4 separate regions of the Mus musculus genome follow, and all the other regions are linked to region 1. A link is a loop called in an ENCODE intact Hi-C map of the cell type or tissue named here. Cell type or tissue: heart. All regions are shown on one strand. Region 1 has its middle 19 kb from the start of Gm39441. Region 2 overlaps Gm45916 (predicted gene, 45916). Region 3 overlaps Wipi1 (WD repeat domain, phosphoinositide interacting 1). Region 4 holds the start of Wipi1 (WD repeat domain, phosphoinositide interacting 1).

Evidence for each region. Peaks named below come from ENCODE experiments on the same cell type or tissue, not always from the same donor. Only the 100,000 strongest peaks of a DNase experiment are listed, where the experiment ranks them.
Region 2: it touches region 1 in a loop (3-fold over the local background); 8 of 42 quality-filtered maps call a loop at or near these places.
Region 3: a loop joins it to region 1, with 4 times the contacts of the local background. A loop is called at or near these places in 26 of 42 quality-filtered maps.
Region 4: a loop joins it to region 1, with 2.5 times the contacts of the local background. A loop is called at or near these places in 4 of 42 quality-filtered maps.

Annotation. Positions count from the first base shown.
Region 1 is chr11:109,314,762-109,319,761 of GRCm38, forward strand. No RefSeq gene overlaps it. Among named protein-coding and RNA genes, the nearest start is that of Gm39441, 19 kb to the left of the region's middle. In heart, a CTCF peak has its summit at 2,345 (motif pointing right); no DNase peak of the experiment used is centred here; H3K27me3 peaks cover 1,319 bases.
Region 2 is chr11:109,443,551-109,448,550 of GRCm38, forward strand. All of the region lies in intron 1 of Gm45916 (predicted gene, 45916), which reads left to right. Among named protein-coding and RNA genes, the nearest start is that of Gm45916, 6.0 kb to the left of the region's middle. In heart, CTCF peaks have their summits at 497 (motif pointing right), 1,243 (motif pointing left) and 2,219 (motif pointing right); no DNase peak of the experiment used is centred here; H3K27ac peaks cover 918 bases.
Region 3 is chr11:109,582,634-109,587,633 of GRCm38, forward strand. Wipi1 (WD repeat domain, phosphoinositide interacting 1) reads right to left here. Exons shown (of 13, transcript NM_145940.2): 5 at 2,462-2,559; 6 at 1,442-1,534; 7 at 494-564. The region is part of intron 2 of Gm39442 (a long non-coding RNA gene); the gene reads left to right. Among named protein-coding and RNA genes, the nearest start is that of Gm39442, 6.7 kb to the left of the region's middle. In heart, a CTCF peak has its summit at 2,651 (motif pointing left); a DNase peak (open chromatin) is centred at 2,508; H3K27ac peaks cover 1,412 bases.
Region 4 is chr11:109,608,130-109,613,129 of GRCm38, forward strand. It overlaps Wipi1 (WD repeat domain, phosphoinositide interacting 1), which reads right to left and starts at 3,260. Exons shown (of 13, transcript NM_145940.2): 1 at 3,104-3,260. The coding sequence starts at 3,183. In heart, CTCF peaks have their summits at 2,780 and 3,053; DNase peaks (open chromatin) are centred at 1,054 and 3,662; H3K4me3 peaks cover 2,414 bases; H3K27ac peaks cover 2,872 bases.

The DNA of each region.
Region 1 (5,000 bases):
TCTTCTTCTTCTTCTTCTTCTTCTTCTTCTTCTTCTTCCTCCTCCTCCTCCTCCTCCTCCTCCTCCTCCTTCTCCTCCTCCTCCTTCTTCTCCTCCCTCTTCTCCCTCTTCTCTTCTTCTCCTCCTCTTCCTCCTCCTCTTCATCTTCCTCCTCTTCCTCTTCTTCTCCTCCTCCTCCTCCCTCTTCTCCCTCTTCTTCTCCCTCTTCTTCTCCCTCTTCTTCCTCTTCTCCCTCTTTTCCCTCCTCCTCCTCCTCCTCTTCTTCCCCTTCAATTCACAGACTTCAGTTAGTGTTCCCCATATACACATGTGTATATGGTGTAGGGCTATCGATACATGTCAATTCTGTTGCCAAGCAGACTACTCATGGCACAATCGGTCAACTGCATTTCACTGTGTGTCTTAGTCAGGGTTTCTATTGCTGCACAAAACATCTGACCAAGAAGCAAGTTGGGGAGGAGAGGGTTTATTCAGCTTACACTTCCACATTGCTGCTCATTGCCAAAGGAAGTTAAGACTGGAACTCACACAGGGTAGGAACCTAGAGGTAGGAGCTGATGCAGAAGCCATGGAGGGATGCTGCTTACCAGATTGCTTCCCCTGGCTTGCTCAGCTTGCTTTCTTATAGAACCCAGGACTACCAGCCCAGGGATGGCACCACCCATGGTGGGCCCTCCCATCCTTGATCACTAATTGAGACAATGCCTTACAGCTGGATCTCATGGAGACATTTCCTCAAGGGGGGCTCCTTTCTCTGTTGACACACAAAACCAGCCAGTACAGTGGGAGAACTATACTTTCTGGCAAGAAGCCATGTCTGGGTCAGCAGGACAGCTCGGTGGATAAAGGCACTTGCCATTAAGCCTGGCATGCTGAGTTCAATCCCAGGAACCAATGTAATAGAACAGATTCTTACATGTTGTCCTATGATCACATGAATGCTTGGGCATATGTGTGTGCATGTGCATATATCTATGCATGCATACAAATAAGTATCATCCCCCCCAAAGCCAAAGACTTTGGCCATCTTGATAGGTGTAAGGATATAATCTGTGGAAGTTGTGCCCATATGGTGGTTACCAAAACAATATGGGTGGCTGGCCACTGTGACACAATGCCTTTAATTCCAGCACTTAGGTGGCAAAGGCAGACAGACCTCTGTAAGTTTAAGGCCAGACAGTGAGACCCTGCCTCCAAAAAAAGAAGAAATTGATAGGCTGGGGAATGAGACATTTAAGCCAGGCTGGCTTCCAAATATGCCTGATATGGATCTCATTGTATCAGAGTCAGCACCTGGAGGGAAGATGTCTTGATAGACAGACAGCTGCCACAAGGGCTCAAGGAGATGCCCAAATCTGCACTGATGTCAGGTTCCTTTTCTAACATCCTTCCAGGGCAACTTTCAGTGGCAACTGTGGCTTCTGGAGGTGATTCCTAGTCTGTGTAAATGGGAGCCTGTCCTCTGCTGAGCAGCAGAACCCAGTGTCCTGCTAACTGAGGAGTGACAAGGGTGGATAGAACAGACCCACCCTTTGTGACAAAGTGAGTCATAAATAAATGTACTGGAAAGTGTGAGAATTTGATGTGAGAAATCTGCGTGAGGTGTGTGGTACGTGCAGTGGAGAGTCCCAAGACAAGCCAGCTCCGTGACTTTTATGGAGGATTCAGCATAGAGTCATTCATGTGGCTATGATGTCACTGTGGAAGGGCACAAAGCAAACTCAACAGTGAGGAAAGGCACACAGGACCATCTAGAAGCCATGTTGAATACAAGCTTCCAAGAGTCTTTGCTCAGTGGAATCAGGCAGGATACAACTCAACCCCTGGCCGATGGGTCACATAATTGTGAAATGTCTATATGAAAGGTTTTCAGTATCTTGGGCCTCAGTTTCACTGGGAGATAACCATAAAGGCACAGTGCGCATGCCATAAACCAAGACTGCAGACTCCCACAAGGAATGCAAATGTTCAGCATTACACTAAAGGTCTACACAACAGTGTAATGCTTACTGGAAGCTCAAGGAACCCCCTAAAATCAAAGTGCAACCTACCTCCCCATGCACAGCAGGGATGGTTTGGCTCTGAATGGAAGCAACTCAACAACAGCTGAAGAAAAATGATGCTTGGGACTAGTCTGAAATACAAGAGCTAGCTGAATGTGGTAGCACACACTGATAATCCCAGCAGCAGGCAAGCTCATGAGGAAGAAACAGGAAGGTTGGAAGGACCTGCTACATAGTAATCTAAAGACCTCCCTGGCCTGAGATCCTGTCATTAAGAAAGGGGACAGGAAGGGAAGGGTAGGAAGCAAGTAGCGACGGAAAGATGACACAGAGCCTTCCAGCAGAGGGAGCCTCAACAGCAAAGTTGGAGATGCAGAGGCAACTGTGCAAAAGCTGGGTGGTTTGGAGTGTCTGGAGGTGGATATAGAGGAGACAAAGTGAAAGCCCAATTTGATGACATTTTACTACCTATCGCTTGTCATTTAGTCTTTTACTTTTTCTTGCTTATACTTAATAAACTCACTCATTCCGGGACTGAAAATATGGCATCTGTAGATCCTTTTCCAGACTGTGCATAACAATACACCAAAAGTATTTTCCCTTCAGCTATTTTGTCATCCGCTTGCCTAATCAAGTTGGTCCATAGCATTAGTTATCATTACAGTACCTCTCAGTGTAAGGGATGGCCTGCTGCATCACTAAGCAAAGACCAATTCATTGTGATCGGGTTAGGTTCTGCCCCCAGGCCTCAGGAGCCACACTCAGGAGTTCCTGTGGCCTCAGCATTGCCATCTCCATGAGTGACAGAGACTAAGAGAAACACAGTCACCCTAAGGAAGGTGACGATTAGTGTCCTTCCAGAAAACAGGTGCAGTCTCCTGGGTCCACCATGAGCCCGGGACGGACTAGAGTCTGAAGCTGCTAAGCGTCAGAGAAAGCCAACCACGGAGTCAAGGCCAACACCTTCATTCCTTCCTGTCACCTCAGTGGTGGGGGCAAGTGGGAGAAAACCACAGACTGAAGATGGTGGTCAGACTTGAGTACTTCAGCTTGAAAATCAGAAGCAACAACTGGCAATCTGAGGTGAGAACTATTCACATTTCTGGGTAAGGAAAAAAAAAAGTGAGGCAGGAAGTCCTCGGATGGCAGCCATCAAGCAAAATACAAGCATCATTGACGAGAAAAGATCCAGACACAACAGATTAAACACAGGGTCTGCTGTTCATTGATGTGTGACATTGGTGATGCCACTAACCTGCTCCAAGTCTTGGGCTCTTCATCAGTAAAATAAGAGGTGTGGTTGAGCATGCTCCAAGGTCCTATCCAGCTTCTGTTCCTGCAGAGAGAATGGGAACTACCAAGTTGCAGAGCATCAGCAGCAACGGCATGCTTAAAAATGATGACAGAAGTCATTGTTTTTAATAGCTGAATAGTACTCCATTGTGTAAATGTACCACATTTTCTGTATCCATTCCTCTGTTGAAGGACATCTTGGTTCTTTCCATCTTCTGCCTATCATAAATAAGGGTGCTATGAACATAGTGGAACAAGTGTCCTTGTTATATGTTGGAGCATCTTTGGGTATATGCCCAGAAGTGGTATTGCTGAATCCTCAGGTAGTACTATGTTCAATTTTCTGAGGAACCGCCAAACTGATATCCAGAGTGGTTGTACCAGCTTGCAATCCCACCAACAATTGGGGAGGGGTGTTCCTCTTTCTCCACATCCTTGCCAGCATCTGCTGTCACAAATGGCTGGAACTAGAAAATATCACCCTGAGTGAAGTAACCCAATCACAAAAGAACATGCATGGTAAACACTCACTGATAAGTGGATATTAGCCCCAAATCTCAGAATACCCAAGATACAATTCACAGACTGAGGCCACAGGAACTCCTGAGTGTGGCTCCTGAGGCCTGGGGGCAGAACCTAACCCGATCACAATGAATTGGTCTTTGCTGATGCAGCAGGCCATCCTATACACTGAGAGGTACAAAACCAGACATGAAGCTCAAGAAGAAGGAAGACCAAAGTATGGATGCTTCAGTCCTTCTTAGAAGGGGGAACAAAATACTCAATGAGAGGAAATACAGAGACAAAGTGTGGAGCAGAGACTGAAGAAAAGGAGGTCCAGAGACTGTCCCACCTGGGGATCCATCCCATATACAGTCACCCAACTTGGATGCTATTGTGGATGCCAAGAAGTGTTTGCTGACTGGAGTCTGATATAGCTGTCTCCTGAGAGGCTCTGCCAGAGCCTGACAAATACAGAGGCAGATGCTCACAGCCAACTGTTAGACTGAGCACAGAGTCCTCAATGGAGGACTTAGAGAAAGGACTGAAGGAACTGAAAGTGTTTGCAACCTCATAGGAAGAACAACAATATCAACCAACCAGACCCCCAATGCTCCCAGGGACTAAACCACCAACCGAAGAGTACACATGGAGGGACCCATGGCTCCAGCCGCATATGTAGCAGAGGATAGCCTTTTCAGGCATCAATGAGAGGTCCTGTGAAGACTCGATGCCCCTGTGTAGGGGAATGCCAGGGCAGGGAGGCAGGAGTGGGTGGGTGGAGGAACACCCTCATAGAAGCAGGTGGAGGAGGGTTGGTATAGGGGGTTTCTGGGTGGGGGAAACCGGGAAAGGGGATAACATTTGAAATGTAAATAAAGAAAATATCCAATTAAAAATTAAAAAAAAAAGAAACTGATGTCAGCCCTAGAACAAAGCGCAGGATACTCTATGTACTTCCTAGTGGAGTAACCATAAGCACAGTGGATCCAGGAGTAAAGTGCTTCCTGGGCAAGCAAGAGGAATTTAATTCCTTGCCCCCCTCCCCCATGTAAAAAGGCATGTGTAGGGGCTGAAGAGATGGCTCAGTGGTTAAGAGCTCTCACTCATGCAGAGAACCTAGGCTCAGTGCCCTGGTGCCCACATGATGTTCACAACCCTCTGTAACTCCAATTCCAGGGGATCGAATTTTGTCTTCTGACT
Region 2 (5,000 bases), 130 kb after region 1:
TCTATACACCCGAAACTCCAGGACTTATGAAGCTATAGCAGAAGAATTGTAAATTTAAGCATAGGTGGGACTCTTATCTAGAAAGCTCTGGGCCATTTTGGGCTTCATGGCTGTGGGGCCAAGGTGGGTGGAGGTGCACACACAGATAGGAAACAGACTGAGTTAAAACTAAATCTGCATGGGTAAGATATTAATCTTACAGCCGTCCATTTGCAGACCTACATGGCATTCATTTTTTTTTTTTCCATCTTCTGTCTTTGGGCTCTGCTCATTGATCAAGGCTTGTCCCTTTCAGCCAACAGACCATACAGTATGCCCACGATGGGCACTTGGAACCCCATCTTCCGGTCTTGGAATAACAGTGGTTTCTGTGCACAGTGTGTTCAGCCTCCAGGGGCTCACCAAGCACTTTATGCTAGCACCGGATTCTCAAGCTATCATTGTAAATAGATACCACTTTATTTACTTATGAATGCTCTATCTGCACATATGCCTGCAGGCCAGAAGAGGGCATCGGATCCCATTATAGATGGTTGTGAGCCACCATTAGGTTGCTGAGGATTGAACTCAGGACCTCTGGAAGAGCAAGCAGTGCTCTTAACTGCTGAGCCATCTCTCCAGACCCTAGATACCATTTTTAAAAACTCATATAACAAAGGGGTTTGTCAATCAGTGAAAGATAATAAACCTCACTCATTCACATGGTTTAGTCTCTTAATAATGTTTTAATACCAGGGGCTATGTGCTAGGTCTTGTCAAACCCTTCAGGATATAGCAGAGACAAAAAAAGAAAAGTCTTCCCTAGTGTTTTTTTAGAGGAAGAGAGAGAAAGTAGAGGAAGAAACCAATGCTCTTATGGTATAGTCAGAGTAAAAGAATAGAAGCAAATTGGGGGTTGAGCCAGGGTCTCACGTGGTCCAGGAAACCTCGAACTTGCTGTAGTCAAGGATGGCCTTAACTCTTCGCCCTACACGAATGTACCATCACGTCTGGTTTTATGCAACACTGGGGATTGAACTCTGGGCTTCCTGCATGCTAGGTGAGCCTCATACCAACTGAGCCATGCCCCCCAGTCCCAAATATCCTTTTTAACAGGACAGTTAGGAATGCCTCCTTAGGGCTGAAATTTGGAATCAAGCAAATTAAAAGGATATAGCATATTCATACTGAAGGGAGAGATGGCTCAGTGGACACATGGCGGCTCCCAACCCTCTGTAACTCCAGGAACAGAGAGTCCGATACCCTCTTCTGGCCTCTTCGGGCACTGCATGTATGTGGTGCACGGGCGTACGTGCAGTTTAAACACCCCAGGAAACAAGGAGTGGGGATGGGGGAATTGATCAGTGGTCGGCATAGTTGTACCAGAGGAGAAAGTAATAGCACCATGTGGCTTATCTAGGGTTCATCCTTGAAGAGTTGTGGTTAGTGTGTGCTCTGAAAGGATCACTATGGCTGCTGTGTGGGAATTTTAGGAGGTGTCAGGGTGTTGCTGGAAGATCATTGTTATAATGCAGTTGAGATGACCTTAGCTTGGCTCAGAGAGAGAAGCAGGGATGGCAATTCAGTCGGATCCTGGATATATTTAGAAAGAAGAGCCAGGTGTCAGGGCAACAAGCCTGTAATCCCGGGGCTTAGGAGGCAGAGGCGAGGGGATTAGTTCAAGGTCATCCTTGCCTCGTAGCAAGTTTGAGGCTACCCTGAGCTACGTGGACCTTGTCTCAATAACACCTCCCAGAGAAATAAAACCACAAGCAAACAGACAGACAGACAGACAGACAGACAGTAGTCCTGATGGGATTTGCAGACAGCATAGGTTGGCGTAGTTTAGAAGAGGGGTCAGAGTGAGCTCACTGTGCTGTGGGTACTACACAGCAGGAGTTCATTCACAAAGACAGGACTAACAGTCAGGGGAGAGGAGGGACTTCATCTTTGATCCTAAGGAAAAAAGTTGCTAGGGTCCTTAACCTGTTTGTCTTCCTGAGTGGCAGGAAAGGTGAATATATGTGACACACACGCATGGCCCGGGTTGTGTTCGCTCTCAATACTCGTTGGCGATACGTTCTGGGGCGCCAGACTTGCTGTCTAAATTCCCCTGGAAGGGATCCAAGTGCACTGACGTCATTTGAATCTGGCTTTTAATGCATAGGGTTTTTGTTTGTTTTGTTTTTTGTTTTTGCATGAAAACTCAAACTGTTAGCCTTGTGTGGTTAGAATCATTATAAAAATGAACACCAGGGGGACCTAGTGTGCCTTGGTGGCTGGCCCACCTATTGGATATGGCAGACCTGTGTTAGAGACACATCTGTAGAGGACAGCCGCCCAATCCTCTGTGTTCTGTGTATCTCGAGGAGTGGCGCAGCCTGTAATGTGTTAGAATTGCCTTCGTATGAGCTGGGTTTGATGACTGTTTAAAGCTTCAAAGCAGTGGCTTCTAATCACGGGATGGCTTATCAATGAACTCCAGAATGTGGGAGCTTTTAAAAGTAAGAATCATGCCGGACATGGTAGTACTGGTCTGTAACCCTGGCACTTGAGAGATGGAGGCAGGAGGATCCGAAGTTCAAGGCTGTCCTTGGCTGGATAGTGAGTTCAAGGCCATCCCAGACAAGTCAGAGGGAGGGAGAGAGGGAGGGAGGGAGGGAGGAAGAGAGAAACTGAATTCTGATGATTTTGATTTTTAGTTTATTTTGGACAGAATACAGAATCTATGTGTAATATATACCTGGAAGCGACTTGAATTTAGCCGATTGAAACTCAGACTTGCGATGTATTTTCCATTTGATCCCCAGATATAATAATGTCCTGAAGCTATGTACTGCTGGGAGTGAAAACGATAACTCTGTGTGCTGGGACCACGGCTCACTTGGTAGAGTACCTGCCTAGCATACACCAGGCCTTGGGTTTAATCCCCAACACTCCCTAAAACTGGGCACAGTAACTATGTCTATAACCCCAGCACTGATGTGGCAGCTGGAGAATCAAAAGGTTAAGGTTATCCCCTGCTATATAGGCAGTCGAAGACTAGCCTGGGCTATATAAGACCCTGCTTCAAAAAAAAAAAAGAGATAAATTGCTAAAGGGTTTGGAAACATAGTATAAACACACACATTTGTCTCAAAAGGGCACATAACCTTAGCAACTAGACAGAGGCACACATCCTACCTTTGTACAGAAAGGACATGGTCTAAATACAAGGACAGAAAGTAATGAGCTGAAGAGAGTCATCATGGAAAAAAAAATCAGTTAATTAATGCATTGGCAACTGCCTGATCTTGCCTGACTTTCACACCTATGATCTGAAAATTACTTTGGTGAGGGTCTGGAGAGATTGCTCAGTGGTTAAGAGCACTGGCTGCCCTACCAGAGGACCCAGGTTCCATTCTGAGCACCAACATAGATGCTCACAGTGTCTGCAACAACAGTTCCAGGGCATCTGACAAGGTCTTCTGGCTTCTGCAGACACTGTACGCAAGCCACACACAGACAGACACTCAGGCACAACACTCGTATGCATAAAATACAATGGAAATGTATTCTTTTAATGCGTGTAGGTATTTTGCCTGCATGTATGCCCGTGCACTGCATCTCTGCCTGCTGCCCTCAGAGGACGGAAGAGGACATTGGATGCCTTGGGACTGGAGTTACCGTTTGTTGTGAGGTGCTGTGTTGGTGGTGGGACTCGAACCTGGGTCCTCTGGAAGAGCAGCCAGTGCTTTTATTTGCTGAGCCATCTCTCTTGTACCAAAATAATACACGTTTAGAAAAGGGACTTTGATGATCCATTGTGCATTTGTGGGGGTGCACATGTGTAAAGGTGGGCTCTCCCGTGCTTGGGTGTGTGGATGTCAGAGGTCAGGATCGGGTACCTTGATTTATTTCCCGCCTTATTCTTTTGAGGCAGGGTCTCTCACTGAGCCAGGGGTTTGCTCTTTCAGCTCGACCAGCGGGCAGCTGAGCCGCACTCCCCCACCCAAGGACTGAGGTCACAGTGGGCTTCTGTGGTTAAACTCAAGCCGTGCTGCAAATGCTTCACTCTTCGCTGTCTTTTTAGCCCCTATCGTGACTCCTGAATTTTTTATTTTAGTTTGATTGATTATGCTTTCTTTTTGAAGACTGACTTGGAACTTGTGACAGTCTTGCCTCAGCCTCCCATGTGCTGGCGTTACGGGCGTGAGCCACCACCAGGAACAGCAACACCTTTCTGTCTGTCAGAGCTTAGTGTTCAGGGCTGGGGTGCTCAGAGCCATTGCAATGTTGGAGACACATGGAGCAGGGATAAGAGACTATGGTGGGCAGGCAGCTGAATTCATTTTTACTCTTGTAGGTGACAGGACCCAAAGTGCTCCCCAGGGACCTCACTGCCTGGTGCTACCTCCACTTTGTAATTCACTGTGTAGAGCAGGGTGTCCTTGAACTCATGATCTTCTTGAATTTGTCTCCTGGGTTCTGGAATTATAAGTGCATGCTACCAAGTCTGGCACCAAATTTTGCTTGTTTCCTTCCTTCCTTCCTTCCTTCCTTCCTTCCTTCCTTCCTTCCCTCCCTCCTTCCTTCCTTCCTTCCTTGTTTTCTTCCTTGTTTTCTTCCTTGTTTCCTTCCCTCCCTCCATCCCCCCTCTCCCTTCCTTTCTCTCTCTCTCTCTTTCTTTCTCTCTCTCTCTCTCTCCCTCCCTCCCTCCCTTCCTTCCTTCCTTCCTTCCTAGGATTACTTAGTATTAAGTTACGTGTATTTGTGTGTATGTGTGTGTTTGTGGATGCTTGCTGGTGTCCAAGGAGTCCAGAAGACAGCGTCAGATCTCCCAGAGCTGCAGTTACTTGCAGTTGTGAGCTGCCCAACTTGGGCGCTGGGAATTGAACTTGGGTACTCGGCAAGAGTGTTATCAAGCCATCTCTCCAGACCCTCCAAATCTTATTTTAATAGATTGTGGGCTACAAATGCCATACCATTCCCCATCCCCACCCCCAGTTAAATATTTCACATATGGTCATTTTTATGAAGTT
Region 3 (5,000 bases), 270 kb after region 1:
TGGGAGGGATTCAAGGGGAGCCCTGGGCTTAGGTAGAACCCACAGGGCCTGGCCCTTCCTCCCAGCCAGAGGATGGGAGCCCTGCTTCCTTAGCCTGTGGACCTCTCCAAGGTGCTCTGAACAGACCCAGCTGCAAACCTCTCAGCCAAAAACCGGTCCCAACCGCTCACATAGGATGGTGCCCCCTATTTCCCTTTGTGCAGGGATCGGACATTGTGTCCGGTGTGTAATTCCCTGGCCCTCTGCTTTCTCCTGTGCTGGTTTCCCTCCCATGGCCATATCAAAAGACCCTGACTTCTGGTCTCAAGTCTCAGCATTAAGCCCCCCCCCCTCTTCTTTGCCTTGTTTTTACAATGCCCCCCACCCCCGTGGGGCCCTGAGTCTATTACTTGGAAAGCATTTAACCTCTAGGAGGAGGCTGTAGGGCCTGCCCTTGCCCTCTCCCCAGCCAGCTGCCAGGGAGGTTTTAATGAGACAGACACTGGACACAGACCTTTTCATTCCTCGACGAAACTCATAGAGTTTCTGGCCCTCGGGAACAGAGAACACTCGGATGACAGTGCCCTGGGAGAGAAAGCAGACGGCCTTTTCCTAAGCACAGATGCTCCACACAGAGATGAGGCCCCTTCCCAAGGCAGTTTGCTCTGCTGGCTTTGAGCGTCTGTCTCTGAGGAGGAGCACAAAGCTTTGGGTGCAGGGGCATTTTTATTTGTATATTTACTGTGCCAAATATGAATTCTTGGAACTCTGTGTACCCCATGTAAAATTCCCTCCCTAGCCTTGTTCAAGGCTCTCTCAGTGTGTGTGCGTGTGCTTGTGTGATCACAAACTGTTCTGCGTTTATAGACTATTCTATCTCTGCTTATTAAAATATATCTGGTTTACATGGCATTTGAAATGTAACTTGATCACCTTCTTTGTTTATTCTGGTCAACAGAGTCCAATCTCTCCACATCTGTGGACAATGGGACATGCATCCTTATCTGGGGACAATAGGCACATGGGTCTCTCAGTAAAACCACAAGGTTTTGTTGTTGTTGTTGTTGTTGTTGTTTGTTTGTTTTTCGAGACAGGGTTTCTCTGTGTAGCCCTGGCTGTCCTGGAACTCACTCTGTAGACCAGGATGACCTCGAACTCAGAAATCTGCCTGCCTCTGCCTCCCAAGTGCTGGGGTTAAAGGCGTGCATCACCACACCCGGCTTAAACTACAAGTTTTTATGCCAAGTGTCTTGCTTCTGCGTTGCTGTCTGCCTTTGATATGGACAAACCCACTGATGGACTACTGCAGGCAGGGTCCAAACACTCTCACCCTGAAACCATTTCTGAGCAGGTCTAGAGACCCGTCAATCTTTACGTTGCTATTACTGCTCCAGCTGCAGTCTGCGCACCTCAGTAGGGGTTCTGCAAGCCCAGGCAGGAGAGGAAGCCAGAATACACTTACTTTTTCAGACGCGCTTGCTAGCTTGGAGCCCGAGGAGTTGAAGGTGATAGCGGCCAGCGTCCCCTCGTGGGCAGCAATGGTGCACACCGTTTTCTGTTGGTGTTGGGGAGAAGTGCAGATCAATACTGGTGAAGGGTGAAGATGAATTACCCCGTCTCCTTGCTCTCGGCCTTATCTCCCTGCTCACCACTGGGCTACTTGTGGTTAAGCTGAGAATCGTTTCCTATGGAGCTCTGCTAGTAGGAACCCCTCTTCCTCCCCCTCCCCCCGATCCCTGACCTCGCTCTGTTTTGGTGAACTAATGAGGGCTTCTTACAGGGTCTTGGGCAACTTAGCAATGGCAACTTAGTGGGCAACTATGCTACTGAAGAAAATGTCTCCCCTATCCCCACCATAGCAATTTAACAGCCACATGGAGCTGGTTCTCATAAGCCCCTCGCCCCAGCCCTTCCATGACATGCCCGATCTAGTGCAAATGTCAGGGTTACTGACAATCTGTGTCATGTACAGAAAGCAGCATTCTATTATGAGCCACCCTTTCTCCTGGGTCTTCTGTCCTTTCCATCCCATCTTCTGTGACATTCTCAGAGCTCTGTGTGTGTGTGTGTTCCTTACCCTGTCTTTGGGAAGGTGGATGACCAGCTATGTGCCTGACACAAAGCCAGGCTTTTAGGGGATCTTTCTGCTTGCTTCTTTAGGGGATTTCCAGAGTTATCCTGCCCTGCTCTATGAACCCTCGGGGAGCAGAGGGTAGCATAAGCAGATGGACTGTGAGCTGTCTCAATGATTTCACTGTGGGCAGGTGTTCTGCCTTGTTTTGGCACCTGCCTCACAGCGATGTTAACTAATATTGACTGAGAGCTTCAACAGAGATGCCCTTTATTTTCCTTCACCCAACTGCTGTGGCCAGAGAGCTCCCCCATACAGCTCACCCCACTGCAACAGGGCCTCCTTATCAAGTCTATTTACCAGCTGGCCAGGGCGGGCAGGCTGGTACACCAGGGACCGTTGTGAACTTACCAGGGAGTTTCCATCATAGAGTACAATCTCGCCTGTACTCTGGCTTCCAGGATAGGCCAGGTAAGAGTTGGAATGGTTGATAGACAGGGCACAGAGACCTGGCAAAGAACACACAGCATGAGGCCAAAGGAGCACGGCTGGAAAGGGCACCTGAAAACCATGTGTCTCTACTGCCACCTGCTGGCTAGGAGAGGAACATGCTTGAGTATTTCTGTAGCTTGTTCTAGTCCTTTCTTTTTGTCACCCACACCCCGGGGTCACATAGGGACACAGTCACAAAAAGTTGACAACCATGAAACATTTCTGAATGCACAGCAGGCAAAGATTAATTCGGAGTGAGGTACATACGGGATCTGGGGTGTTTCTGCAGTACCAGCCTGGTTTGCATCTCTTCGCTGCAGCCTTGGTTCTGAACACACAAAGTGCACACACCATACTGTGTGTGCTACCACACCGCTAACACACACAGCCTTCCGAGCACCTTGGCTCAGACTCATGGCTACCATATGCTGAGAGCTGCAGGGTTTTACTCTACACAAACTTCCCTACCCTTAGAGAAAAAGCAACAGTTAATAGGAAGCTGAGACATTCAATGTTTCCCCACACTGCCTGGAATGTTACTATCAAATTGGTATTGTCTTGTGTTGGAAAAGTTCAGAGCTGAGACTGAAGGAAGGAACATCCAGATACTACCCCACCCGGAGATCCATTCCATAAACAACCACCAAACTCAGGCACTATTGCAGATGCCAACAAGATTTTGCTGACAGGACCCTGATATAGCTGTTTCCTGTGAGGCTATGCCAGTGCCTGGTAAATACAGAAGTGGATGCTCACAGTCATCTATTGGATGGAGCACAGGGTCCCCAATGAAGGAGCTAGAGAAAGTACCCAAGGAGCTGAAGGGGTTTGCAACCCCATAGGAGGAACAACAATATGAACTAACCAATACCCCCCAGAGCTCGTGTCTCTAGATGCATATGTAACAGAGCATGGCCTAGTCGGCCATCAATGGAAGGAGCGGCCCTTGGTCTTGGGAAGATTCTATGCCCCAGTACAGGGGAATGCCAGGGCCAGGAAGCAGGAATGGGTAGGTTGAGGAGCAGGGGGAGGGGAAAGGGATAGGGGAGTTTTGGAGAGGGAACTAGGAAAGGGGATGGCATTTGAAATGCAAATGAAGAAAATATCTAATAAAAATATATTAAAGTCATAAAAATTGCTCTCTGAGTTGCTGATTTGAATTTCATTTTAAAATGGTTAAGTGAACCAAGGCGGTGGTGTTGCACATACACTTTTAGTCCCAGCACTTGGGAGGCAGACACAGGATCTCTGAGCTTGAGGCCAGCCTGGTCTACACAGTGACAGCCAGGGCCACACAGGGAAACCCTATCTTGAAAAACAAAAACCAAACAAAACAGAAAGTTAAACGAACCTTGGCTTGGGATTTGAACACAACTCACGCAATGCTCCTAAATATACTTCCTGGTGTTTGAAGTAATGCTTTTGGCACTACCAACTATAAAATAAAAAAAACACAGAATCATATGTTCAGCTGAGATTAGATTGCTCATGTGAAAAGAAGCAAGCTTTCTGTGTCATCAGTATGGAAACTTTACTGTCTTCAGGAAATGGTGAGATTATACCCAAGAATTATTTTAAAACAAATTTATGATCTATTATCAGCCAGTGTTTGATATATATATATATATCTATTTTGTCTGCATATATGCTCAGAGCCATTTAAAAAAAATTCTTGAACTGAGAAGGGGCTGTTGGGGGGGAGGAGTTTAAGAAATCCCGTTCTGAACAAAGGATTTGAATCGAGAAAACCTTCAGGAGACCTCTCGACTTAACACTGGCAGTGACCCCTCCACTGCTGAGCACTCAGACCTCGGGATACAAAGAATATTCTCTTTCACAGTTTTCAGCCCAAGGCTCTCAATCAGAGGTTCGCTCTCTTCCAATCCCATTACCCTCTGGAGCCCTGTGAGAGTTCACTCCTAACCGAACAGGACTTCCCAGTGGGAAAGGTCAGCGTGCTTTAGCTTTTCCTGAGTACGATTAAATACAGTTAGCTAGGAACTTCACGTTCAACTACCGGAAAGGCAAACGTTTTCTATCTCATCATCCACGCTGATAAGGGAGGGCGGAGCCTCCTCGGAGTGGAAGTCACTGGAGGTCTGCACTTTGGTTGAGGCGGCAAGCCTGGCCTTTGAGAGAAAACTTGCATCGGAACATGTTGGATGTAAGATGCCTCGATATCTTTTGGAAGTAAAGGAAGCCAAGGAAACTCTGGAGGTGACAGGAGCCATTTTTATTATAAGGATAATGGGGTGGGGTGGGGACAGTGTCCCTGCAGCACTGAGGGGAGATTTCTCACCCCAGTGACTGAGGTTAGTGGTCATACACGGTAGGAACTCCAGAGCCAAAGCTTAACCGGAAAACGATCTTCAAGAAGATCATATGAGAGATATCTTCTTAGATAATAATAAAAACAATAATGCTGGCTAGCTTTGTTGTAAACTGGTGTATTCAGTGG
Region 4 (5,000 bases), 290 kb after region 1:
GGGGCAGAGGGGCAGAGGGGCAGAGGGGCAGAGGGGCAGAGGGGCAGAGGGGCAGAGGGGCAGAGGGGCAGAGGGGCAGAGGCAGAGGCAGGAGGATCTCCAGTTAGCTGAAAGCATCCAGGGCTACACAAAGCGATCCTTTCCACCCCCGCCCCAAACCAAACCAAAACAAGCCCCACCAAACAAACTAACCAAACGACTCAACAATTTAAAGTGGGTGTCAAGGGCTGGGGAGGTGGTTCAACCATAGTTTGGTAATCTGCATTTGAACCCCAGACCCCATGTAAAGATGGAAGGAGAAGACCCAGCTCCCCAAAGTTGTCCTCTGACCTTCACATGCATATTCTGGCCAGTGTGCCACCCCCCCCACCCCCCCCCGGGGCCCCCCCCCCCCCCCCCCCCCCGTCCTGTGTGCGTACACACGGTAATAAGTAAGTTCAAAACCATCATTTTCAGGTGTGAGTCCTGATCTCGGAACAAATGGGTTTCTTCATTTAATGCTTGTGAAAGAGTTTCTGTTACTCGTACTGCCTCTGGGGTTGTGGGTTACAGTGGTCTTTTCGCTTTTGCCTCAGTAGTACCTAGGATTCCTCCCAAGGTGCTACCCTCAGAAGGGTCCAATTTGTGACAAAAGGGCGTGGCGATCACTCCTTTGTTTTAAATGATTGTTCTATGACCAGAAATAACTCCATATTAAGGAATTCAGATTTGTATCTTATGTTATCTCTAGGTCCTTTCTGTAAAAACAAAATTCTCATTATTACTCATAGAAGTGGAATTGGAGACAAATCTCAACCAGTATTCAAGTTTTAAAATACAGTTCAGGTGCCCAACCCAGTGACAAAGCATTAGTGTGGTGGACACTGGTAAAACCTGACTCTCTTTATCTACCTTCTCCACAAAGACTGGCTCTCCAACTCAGCTCACACAGATAGAAAAAGACACACCAATTCACCTAAACGCATCCAGCAAGGAAGACGATTTATTTTAAAATTCAATGTCATACCCTCCAGGGCTCCAAGCAACTGACTGTGACAAGACCTTTTATTTATAGGCGAGGCAGAGCTGCCCAGCAGAGCCTTCATCCAGAAAAGCAGAGCTGACACTGGGGACGGAGGAAATCAACTCTCAAAGCAAGTTCCAGTGTTTGAAAAACAGCATTCTTATCTGGCTGTTACTCTGTATTGCTTAATAAGTAGAGTGGACAACAACAGTTGTTTTCCAAATCCAATCACAAAGTATAACTTAGATGATTTACTGCTTGTAATCAAACTACACCCACCTCCTTAACCCGTGTTCAATTGGGAAGGAAAACATTGTCCAGCATTTCAACAGACATTCTGGTGAACAGTGTTCCACAGGCAGTGCAACAGAACACTCTTGCAAAAGTGTCTTACAAAACATCAGAATTTGATCTATTCTCTCATGCATTTAAGTCTCCTCTTAGGAGATAATCCCGCAAACAACTCAACAGGTTTAAAAACAAAGACATACTAATTTCAGTGCCTGCAGGCTGGCATATAGCTTGGTGGTTGAGTCTTCGCTCAGGGTGACTGAGACATTGGGTCTTAGGCTCAGTACCCTGCAGGCTCCCTACCCCTGCCCTGCTCACCCTATCACACAAGGAAATGGGGCTGGACTTGTCTGGCATGTATAGGGTACCCTGAGTTCCATCATCAGCACTATACAAACAGAGTGTGATGGTACTTCTTGTAATGTCAGTATTCCAGAACGTGAGCCAGGAGGATGAAACTTTGACATTCATCCTCCTCTACTAGGGAACTTGAGGCTGTCCGGATTACATGAGACAACGTTAAAACCAAGCAAGAACAAAATCCCAAGAAAATGCCACAAGGTACCCCACTTAATAGTTTGTGCATATTACATATCTATGGCTATGGGGAGATGTTGTAAGATGTACTTTTTTATTGTGGGTTGTGGTCAGAGGCAGCCTGAGAGTCACTCATGTAGCCAAGCTGTCGAATTACTGGATTATATGATTACACACACAGATTTTTCAAACAAAGACATATTGTTCAGAGCAGGGGTTTTTCAAACAGAAACACAAAGGGAATGAAAACCAGGGCTGCTTATGGCCTTAATTACACCAACGAATGAATGTTCAATATTAGCACAGTTCAGCTAGCAGCAGCCAAGGCACAAGCCTGAAGCTGAGCCCAAACCAGGAACAGAGCAGAAACTGGTACAGCCGGAAGTGGGACACTGGGAAGTGGTCATCCCTGCCCTGATGCTTCAGGGCTCCACATTCCAAAGAGATTAATCCATATGGTCCCCAGGCTGGCTTGCACAAAAACAGGGAAGAAAACAGTAGCTTGTGTCTTAAGATTCAATCCTGCAGATGCCTAGAACTCAGGCAAGCAATCCCTTGTTTATGGACCAAAGTCTAAACGTTGACCATCATAGTGAAACATTAAAAAGCCACTTAAAAGCAACAGGGTGGAGCGCCTGCTTCAGGGATGGGAAGCTGTCTGGGGCAGAGAAAGGGCTCCTGAGCTTCCAGGAGATTCCTGGGACTGGGTGGACAGCGAGTAAACACAGAAAGGCAAATAAAGAAAAGCTTCCTACGGCCAAAGAGACCAGCCAAGATGCCCAGTGCTGGGGCTGGTCGGGCCACAGGGATAGACTGACTGTTTGTCCGAGGCCCTGCCCAAATGCCACGTTGAGATACTCAAGGACAAATGGTAAAGTTTTTCTTCATCTTTCCGACTCTCTGCATCCTCCCTCTTGAGTCAAGTTGCACATTCCTCCCTTCCCTCACCTTTGTTTTGGTCCCTGATCTCCCTTTCGGTCACTAGGTGGCCCACACCAAGTCCCTCCCCCACATTCAAGGTCCCCCCTCCGCCCTCCTTGCTGACTTGTTTGGGTCACCCTAGCCGGCTCTTTCTGGCAGGCGCTGGCTGGCAGTCGTCTGGGTGGGCTCAAACCCCTACAGCCGAGCAACGCCGCGACACAGGCTGCCCTGCCGAGGTACCATCGGCGCGCAGGCCCCGGCTAGCCACCAGTTGCGTTACAGGACAACACCCTTTGGTGGCGACATTCTGTCCCCCACTTCCCTGGCCAGGGGGCTGGCGCCGTGGCTTACGTGCAGTCTTGGTTGAAAGAGAAGCAGCTGAGCGCCGCCTCCACTCGGCCCGGAGGGGCATCTGCGGCTTCGGCCTCCATCGGGGGCTCGACCCGAGAAGCCGCAGCTCTGAGCGGGGGACAGCCACCTCAGCAGCCCGCCCGCGCCGGCTCCGTGGGCCGGCTTGCCGCGTCGGTCCCGCCCCGGGCTCGCCTCCAGACAGACCCCGCCCACTCAGATACCACTTAGCTCCGCCCCTCCATCGTAAGACCCCGCCCTTACACGATTCCCATTTAGCTCCGCCCCACTCCAAACCCCCGCCCCTCCTTCAGAGAATCGGCTGGGTCCTAAAACAGCCAGGCCACGCCCCTGCCTCAAGTACCGCCCCTCTCGGCTCTAGCCCTGCCTGGGACCTTCAGGACCCGCCCTACACATTTCCCACTTAGCCTCGCCCTCTCCACTTCGGGCACCTAGCCCCACCCCCTCACAGCCCTAGCTCCGCCCTGAGCCAACCAGGCCCCGCCCCGAGCCTCCTTCTACCTAGCTTGGTAGCCCCGCCCCCTCTCCAGGCCGTCTCTGTCCCCACCCCGCCTCTTTATCACTGGGAACAGAACTGCTGACCGAACAGAGCCTTCCGCAGACAGCCAGGATTGGCCACCAACTCTTTTAGTCAATCAATAGGGCTAGTGGGCGGGACAGCTGTTGACGACCCGCCCCCTAGTCGGAGAAACCGTTTGCCATTGGCCGAAGGTGCGCGAGGCAAAGGCAGCAGGCCACGTGGTGGTGTTTTCATTGCCAGAGCGTCCAGAGGGTGAGGAGGAGGAGTGGAGCTTCAGGCTTCAAGCCTGCCTTAGCGTCGGAGACAACGCCAAGGAGGCGGGCGGACGCCTGCTTCCTTGCCCGCCCGCTAAGCTTACAGCAGTTGTAGTTGAAATCAGTAGACATCAAAGTCCAGCCGTTTTGGAGAGCCCTTAAGCTTCTCGGAAAAAGATCCCCAGCCGATTAAGAAGCCACATACAGCCCCACAGTTGAGAAAGAGCTCTTGCTAACCCCGACCCTTACATTAACAATATTACCTTGGTATGTTCCTACCCGATTTACTGAAAACCCGGTTAAAGCACTGGCTAGACTATATTATCTAAAACCAACAATACACAGCGGCATGTGAAAGGGTCTTCTTTCAGGACTTGTTATCATACAACTTTGCTCAGCAGTATTTGACCAGACATTCGATTTGTATAGAAAGGAGAGAAACTAGAATACTGTACAAGACAGTACAGCTTGAAGCTCATGTCGTTTGAGATGCATTCTGAAGCAAACTGGAGATTTGCTTCCCAAGCTTGTATACAATTGGTTGTGAGGTGCCTGGTGTGGGTTCTGGGGAACAGAATTCCGCTCATCAGTAAAAACACTGCTGAGCCATCTCTACAGCCTCTGAAATCTTCATCATCGCCATTATTATTACTATGATGATAATGGTGTCACAGTTCTGTAGATTGTGGCAATTCGGTTCATATCCAGCCACCTTGTTTATTATTTATTTATTTTGGATACATTGTCTCAAGCTATAGTCCACCGATCCTCAAGCACTTGGTAACTGATCCTCCTTCCTTGGCTTCCCAGGTCATAGGATCATGGGGTGAACCATCATACTCAGCCATGTTTCCCCAATTCCTGATGAAATGATACATAACATGTACGGATGTTTAGAATGGATGAACAAGAGAGCCTGTTTTGCATAAACTTTTCTTATTGGTTGGTTCTCCTGTTTGGGTTTTCCCAGATAAAATGTAACAGTTTACTTTCTCAAGTCCAATGCTCTGTCGACTCACAGATCTGGCCCGGATGATTGCTATAATCCAACCCCAGAGTAAAGAATTGCTGTTTGGATGTTTTGGTCATCTTAACAAGCTTTTCA